Regions from separate parts of the Homo sapiens genome. Here all the other regions are linked to region 2. The links are chromatin loops, found by intact Hi-C in ENCODE. Cell type or tissue: IMR-90. All regions are shown on one strand.

Region 1 (2,500 bases), 460 kb after region 2:
TGCTTAAAGCTGACAACCAGATTGACCTTTGAAAGAATTTATACAGTGTAGACTTTAGCAATCAAGAAAATAACTGAGACCGCAAAACAAATTCATGTAAGCCTCTAACTCACCAGCTTTAATAATGATATTCAGTCACTAACAACTTAAATAAATATGAATACTGAATAGATAATTTTCCCAATTCTAACTTTTTAGGGTTTTTTTCTCTTCATGTGACTGATTTCTAGAGTTCTACTATTGTCAGTGACATGAAATACGTAGTTTACTAAAATATTAGCAAACTAAACAGATATATTGATCTGTGATATCTAATTTTCCTTTATTTTCTGATTTTAATTATTATATAAATCATGTATTATAATTTGGGGTCAATTATACTTAAATTCTATAGTAAAGATTTAATGTATTTCATGGATCTTTCAGGAATACGTTTAATTAGAGTTAATTAATATGATTGCATATGTTCCTAGTAATAAAAATTAATGTTAAATTGTTGTTATGGAGGCTATTATGCTTAATGTGAATAAATAATTGTATAGGGCATTAAATTTTCTATCATGTTTTCAGGTTTGCATTTTAAGAAACTTGCATTTTAAAGTTATCATGAATTTTAAGTTGCCTGTAAGAAATTGTGTATTTTAAATTATCCCAATTTTTCTCATTTTAACTCCAGTGACACACCTTTGTATCATAGCTCCAAAAGTCAAAATACCACACCTTCACAACTTTTGAAGAATTTCAAAATCTAAAGTCAGGATTATTTTGAATAATGTTTAATCTGATTTTTACAAAATCTTCCAAAATGACTAATAGTGATATAAATTTTGAATTGATCATTATCCAACAACTTCTATTTACAAAGTCATGATATTACAGAGTTACATATTAATCAACTAAGACATTGCTCTTGTCAAACCTTTATGAAAAAGTAATATGTGATAAATAATTCATTGCTACAAAGTTATAGAGGTAAAATCTCCAAAACTCATGACAGTATTGAAATAAGTTTTGCACTTGTAGTGAAGGTTTATTTTAAAAAGACCAGCAGTTGTAAACATACATTAGAACAAGTGTGATTCTTGGGATGACTTTTACCCCTCATGATTTCTAATGCACTATATAAAGGAATTACCATGATTTGCAGTTCTATGCTTCCACTAATAGGTGGCACTAGCAATTTGTGACAGCTCTTTCATTAATTTGGAAATGGGCAGGCTACTAGGGTAAATATGCACAGAATAAGGTGTGCAGACCAAGTTTGGAAAAATTGGCATAATAGTCATGAAATTTAACATTCACAAAACAGAAGAATTACTTAAAATGAAATTTGCTAAAGATATTGATGTGCTCTTTGCATGCATTTATTGGTACATTTTGATCCTGAAAAACTAAATATTTCTAAGTAAAAAGCAAATACATACATTTAAACTTAAATAAGGCTTGATATGTGAAATTAATCTGTAAAATGTAAAACAAAATAGTGAATGAAACAATGGTACTAAACAATTAGAATGATGGAAGCAGAGATTCATGTGCCTGTATATATTAAGTATCACATATTATATGATGTGTGCTTACCAAGAATGAAGTAGCCTGCCTGTGGCACATTATTACAGCCATTTATAGTTGGAGAGTAGGTAGTTGAAAAAGTAAAATAATGTTAAGAAAATGGCATTTGGTATATTTTTAAAAGACTGACTCCTTTTAATCTGTAGGTTCTTTAACACTGTTATCTTAATTAAGCATATAGAAGAATCAATAAATTCTATCTGACACAAATAAGTATGAATGTCTCCAGCTACTATCTCCCACTATTGCCAAGACATAAACATCAGTATAAATAGGCAATCCACACACTATTTCCAAACAGTAACAAAGCTGGAGTCTGTCAAACCCAGGATAAGGAAATATACAATTTATACTTGAATTGGGGAATGAAGATAAGCAAAAATAAAATCCTGTTGATAAATATGAAGAATAGTTTGGTCTTGGGAGTTTTTACAAGCTTAGGGTAAAATTTAAAGGAACCACACATTTTAAGGAATCTTGTCATCTCCTGAATGAGTCATTAAACCTGCATTTCCAGGTTTCCCTTGCTTGGAGAAATGTGGCGTGGGAAACTATGTTGACCAAAACTTAGAGTAACTTAAAGCGTTGCAGCAATCATAAACATGTCTTTAGATAAAATATAACATGACCCACTGGAGTCTTCATCAGCAAGCCAAATGAAGTTTCATTCTATTGAATATGTCAATTGACTCATTTAGTCTGTGAAACTGCTTATGTGAATCATCTTGTGCCAGATTCTGAGTTTCTAAAGGCTGGGTATGTAGTATTTTTCATCTTTATATTCTCAATGGCTAGCACAGAATTATTCATTGTTGAATGATTTTGTGCTTTATTTGGCACACCTTTTAAAAATTAACAAATAATATGCCTGTTAATAAAACAAAATTATTTTTGGAAATAATAAGAATGAAAATTTACAATAAATCAA
Region 2 (2,500 bases):
TCTGGCACATAGTAGGTAATCAATAAATATTTGTAGATGAGAAGAATGACAAAATATACCAAATCTCACTCTATTCACTCTTTCTTTCATTATCAATTTAGTTAAATTTCTGCATTTTAGCCTCCAACCTTGTCTTGCTGGTGCCAGCTATGCTTTCAAAATTTTGTTCTTGAAAGAGCTGTTATGGTGATAATTTGGAAGGAACCTGTTATTCCATACAAAAGTTTTCAGAAACTACTCATTTCAGAATCAATATCAAACAACTTACAATGAACAAAATGTCATACACAGCCTAGTCTTCTTTAACTTCTGTGACTCTTCTATACTATACTTTGCAGTCAAGCTGTTCTAGCTCCTGGATACATCAGTGTCATGTTCCCAACTCTGTATCTTTGCTCTTTGGTGTTACTTCTTCCAGTAATGCTGTTTGTCCAATATAAGCACAGCTTTCTGCTTCCTTAGTTCCATTGTTCTTTGTTTAAATGAGCTATTTTCAGAAGGGATTTCTATGGTATATTACAGATTAAAAGCATGCATTCCCCTATCCCACCTGCACAAGTGCTGTGTACTTACCTACACTCCCCGCTAGCTCCCTTGACTTTTAGCCTTTGCCATGTGAATTGCCAATGGATGTTATATAGATTGTTTCTGCTTGAAAAAAAATTGTAATATTAAATCTTCCCTTTTGCACCTCTGCTATCCAGATGAGAAGAATATATCCAGGCTGATCCATCAATCCCAGAAGGAGAACAAGAAACACATGGAGCAGAGCTAAGTTACCCAGCCTAGCTCAGCCTAGATCAGCATCCTGTAACAGGCCCCCAGCCTTGTGGGCTAAATAAACATGTGTTGTTGTATGTTACTGTGTTGTTTTTACTTAGCACTCTGTGGCAATAGCTGATATACCTTCTGTGATCGCCCTGTTTAAAATTTAATGTGCACAAGATATAAAACCCAAAATGCACAGATGTGTTAGTATCACATCATCTATAAGATTCTCTTTAATTTACTGACCATTTTAAAATTTAGTACATTACTCTTCTTTTTTGGCAAAAAGGCACCCGACTTGCATGGTTTTCTGTGAGAACTAAGCTTTTGCATGACTTGTTCATGCCTTTGTATCCAATCAGAGCAACACTGACAGCAGATGCTTTGGATATAATTTCCCATTCATCTTAGTTTTTTCTTCACAACATTTGATTCTTGCAGTTGCTGGAATGATTTCCAGAATGAGATTCATTGTATAAGCTTTGAGTCAGGAATTTTAGCATTTTAGAATAAACAAATGCACACAGATTGTTCCTAAAGAACAGGCTTAGGGCCCAGAAATTACAGTACTCCAATCATTCTCTTGCCATTTTTAGTTACTTCATAGCTTGGTAAAATAAGCTGTTTCCAGGCATTCCATGCATTTTTTTGTCCCTAGTTCACCAGCCCTTTTCCACAGTTCTCTTGGGTATTCTCTTTAGAACTTAATATTTAAGCATGGATATAAAAACAATTTGCAACATGAGATTTAGCTGTGTGTGCAAAATTTTATTTATTTATTTTTTTACATATGGTTGAGAGAGTTCATAGCTTTTTATTGATAGCCTGTTATTGCCCTAAGTGAATCATTCAGGAAGTTCAGATCTTATATTTCACTCATGTGGGTCTCTAATTTTTACTCCTTGTATCCTGAGTTATTTAAATTAAGAAGCTCATATAGTAGTTCCAACAGCGTGCTATAATTTTTGTTGACTCAAAAAAACCCTTTATTCTAAGAAATATTCCACTACTGCCTCAAGTCTTTTAGGAAAGAGGTAAGGTATTAATATATGCACAATTTTTTTTTATTAAGAAAGACATTTCTTATGAATATTTAAGCCTATTTAAATTAGTGATTGACAAATCTAACCAATTCATTTTAATCTTCACTGTTGTATTCTAAGAAAATTAAAATAGGATTGCTTTAATTTATAGTAAAAATATATAGGAAATTTCCCATATAGATATATATTGCAGACAATGCTGAATGATCTGTTACACAGTATCATTCAGGCAATAGCTGATTAAGTGTATGTTAGATGAAAACACAGAAAAACAGAAAAAAATATGAAATACTTTATGCAAAATAATCATTATAGCTTGTTCCAAATTAACAACAAAATCAAGTTTTATATTAAAACATATATTATCATTCCTTGGGCAACCTAAAAGAGGAATTTTAATTTTGAAAAAACAAAATTTTTGTTACCTTAAAGGGTAATTTTTGTTTTGGAAAAACAAAAAATTTCCTATGTCTATGGAAACTCTTAGCTACTTTATTTGGTCAATATTAAAATTTCATTGGGTTCTTATTATTTATGGACATATTAATTAATTTTCATGTCATTCAGGAAGAAACATTCTGTTAACATTACATTCTACTTGTTTTCTGCCAGTTCTTTTCAATTCTTGGTAAGTTTTAAATTTTAATATAAAAATTTTATTGTGTGCTTATTATTTATGAATGTATTAA
Region 3 (2,500 bases), 370 kb before region 2:
TGAAGGCACAGATTGTGGCTTATTCACTTGTATCACCCCTCCCCCTCCACCGCTACTACCACAGATACTCAAAAGAATGTATAAGGGAAGTAATGCATTACTTTCAGGACTTATATTGAAAATGTGATTTTGTTTGCTGGGTTTTTCAGTATCATGCAGCCTTTCATTTGTGATATAGCATCCCTCAAGCCTGTTTAATACTTTCTTCAGAGTGATAACAAATACTTTCTCTCCCACTAATAACTCACATTCTTTCAAGGATCAGTACTTTAATAACAAATGAAATGGTTAATTGAAATCAGGGGAATGCTTTATAAATTTATTTTCAGTCGTCTCTTATATAAGGAGCCATGGGAAGTCTTGGGAAGACCGTGAGCTTTGCCTATAGCATCTGTGCTGGACATAATCTCTCAAAGTACATTTTCTAGTATTGAGAAAGAATTTGACATCTTAATTCCTGTCTAGCAGCTGGTTTTTGACCTTCTGAAATTACTGCCAAGCTTGTAGAATGCTGTCCATTTCAGCATCAAAATCTTCAAACTACCATCTAACCAGGATAGAAATGATTGACTTATTTTACTCCTCATTATGTTTCTGTACAAGTGTTTACAATGGGCAGGACACCCAGAGAAACAGATTTATATGTATTATGTGATATTCAAGAAAAGGAAATTCTTAAGACTAGTCTGAAAGATGCTTCTAATTCATTTGTTTTGCCCGATTTGCAGCAACAATTGTACATTGGTTCCCGAGATGGATTGGTTCAGCTCTCCTTGCACAGATGCGACACTTATGGGAAAGCTTGCGCAGACTGTTGTCTTGCCAGAGACCCCTACTGTGCCTGGGATGGAAATGCATGCTCTCGATATGCTCCTACTTCTAAAAGGTAAGAGGCACATGGAGTTAATATAAAGGCTTCCTTTCTACAAGCTGAATATCTCACATTAATGCTTTGTCTTATAGTTTAAGTTAAAGAGAAAATATATTACTAACATGTCCTATGGAAGGAATATTAAAATCAAAATGTTGTTTTATATTTTTACATAAAACTTAATTTTGAAGGAGGGTAAAACAGATGCTCTGAAATTCTGAAATATGGAACTTCAAACAATTTTAATAAATTCTATATATTCTTTTCTTTCATTTATGTCAAGCACTATTAAAGGTTTGTTTTTATTCACTATTTTGCCTTTTTTATAATTGTTCCTTCCTTATTTCTTATTTCTAAATATGTATATACTGATGCCCACTGTTTTGCAAATAATATATAAATATATATGATTGTACAAGCACAGATTGTATGAAACCCACAGTGCAGCCTAGTGACTTGGTATAATTTTATTTTTACTCTAATAATTATAACTTGGTCAATTTCTGCCACTCATATAATTAAACAACAAACGGTTTCCTTGCTGTTTGTAGTTCATTGCTTTATGTGCTCTTAGAAATAATGCTATTTTGAGCCAACAATTCCAAGCTAGGAATTTGTTCTATATACACATGTGCAAAAGTACAACAAAGTTATATGTTCAAGAATGTTTATTTCAGCATTATTTTTATAGCAAAATAACTGGAAACAATATGAATGCCCATCGATATGCCTGATGCTAGCTAAATATACTATGTTAATTATTTTAAAATGTTGATTATAGTAACATTATTTTCTAAAGTATTCGAAGTATATTTTCCTCTAGGTGAAATGTAAGCAAATTTATTTTTAGGTCTGTTTTTAAACTAACAGGCACATGCTAGTCTCATTACCACAAGTACACTTTTTTCTTTTTGGAATTTTATTGATTTCTCAAATTCTAAATTCTAGGAAATTACAAATTGAATGTATAGTTCAACAGCAAATATTACTTAAAATTAGAAAACATTTTATATTCCCTGAAATCCATGAATTAAATTGAAATGGGTACATATGATTATTAGAAATTAAAAGTTAAAAGTCACCCACATTTTGTTATGGTTTTTGGCCAAGAACTTGCTCATTATAGTCTTTGGGGAATGCTTTCCTAGAAGCTGAAAAACAAGAATGCTCATTAGTTGGTAATAAACCTTCAGTTTGATGAATTGACCCTGTTCCTTAAGAAGCTAAGATTTAAAAACATTCTTGACCTATGTACCTTATACCATCATAATTTTTTCTTCTTGTATTTCCCAAGACTGTATCTCTGATCTTTCAGACATGCCACTGTGATGTTTTCCCTTACCTAACATAATGTCATGTGAGCCAAAAGATGTGTATAATGGATGAATCTTGTCATCTGTTGTCATCTGTTCAGCATTACCCTCAAGGAACACTATAGATATCACAGAACATTTACTGGTACTTTTCTGATCTCTGAAGTGACAAAATAAAATAGCCAAAGCAAATGAAAGTATGCTGTAAGAGTGTAAGACCTGCTTAGATGTAGCAGGGATTTTTTTTAATAAAATAATTACTCCTTTCTTTTAAGGAAAATATGTGATGTGATACAAAAGCCATTGTTTATTATTA

What was found. A loop is a pair of places that touch in the nucleus more often than their neighbours do. Peaks named below come from ENCODE experiments on the same cell type or tissue, not always from the same donor. Only the 100,000 strongest peaks of a DNase experiment are listed, where the experiment ranks them.
Region 1: it touches region 2 in a loop (2.7-fold over the local background); 2 of 110 quality-filtered maps call a loop at or near these places.
Region 3: it touches region 2 in a loop (2.6-fold over the local background); 2 of 110 quality-filtered maps call a loop at or near these places.

What each region holds. Positions count from the first base shown.
Region 1 is chr7:84,187,698-84,190,197 of GRCh38, reverse strand. All of the region lies in intron 1 of SEMA3A (semaphorin 3A), which reads left to right. Among named protein-coding and RNA genes, the nearest start is that of SEMA3A, 5.8 kb to the left of the region's middle. In IMR-90, a CTCF peak has its summit at 1,178; a DNase peak (open chromatin) is centred at 2,157; H3K27ac peaks cover 462 bases.
Region 2 is chr7:84,646,877-84,649,376 of GRCh38, reverse strand. No RefSeq gene overlaps it. Among named protein-coding and RNA genes, the nearest start is that of LINC03017, 120 kb to the right of the region's middle. In IMR-90, no CTCF peak of the experiment used is centred here; a DNase peak (open chromatin) is centred at 1,366; H3K27ac peaks cover 823 bases.
Region 3 is chr7:85,013,445-85,015,944 of GRCh38, reverse strand. SEMA3D (semaphorin 3D) reads left to right here. Exons shown (of 19, transcript NM_001384900.1): 16 at 729-886. Among named protein-coding and RNA genes, the nearest start is that of SEMA3D, 170 kb to the left of the region's middle. In IMR-90, no CTCF peak of the experiment used is centred here; no DNase peak of the experiment used is centred here.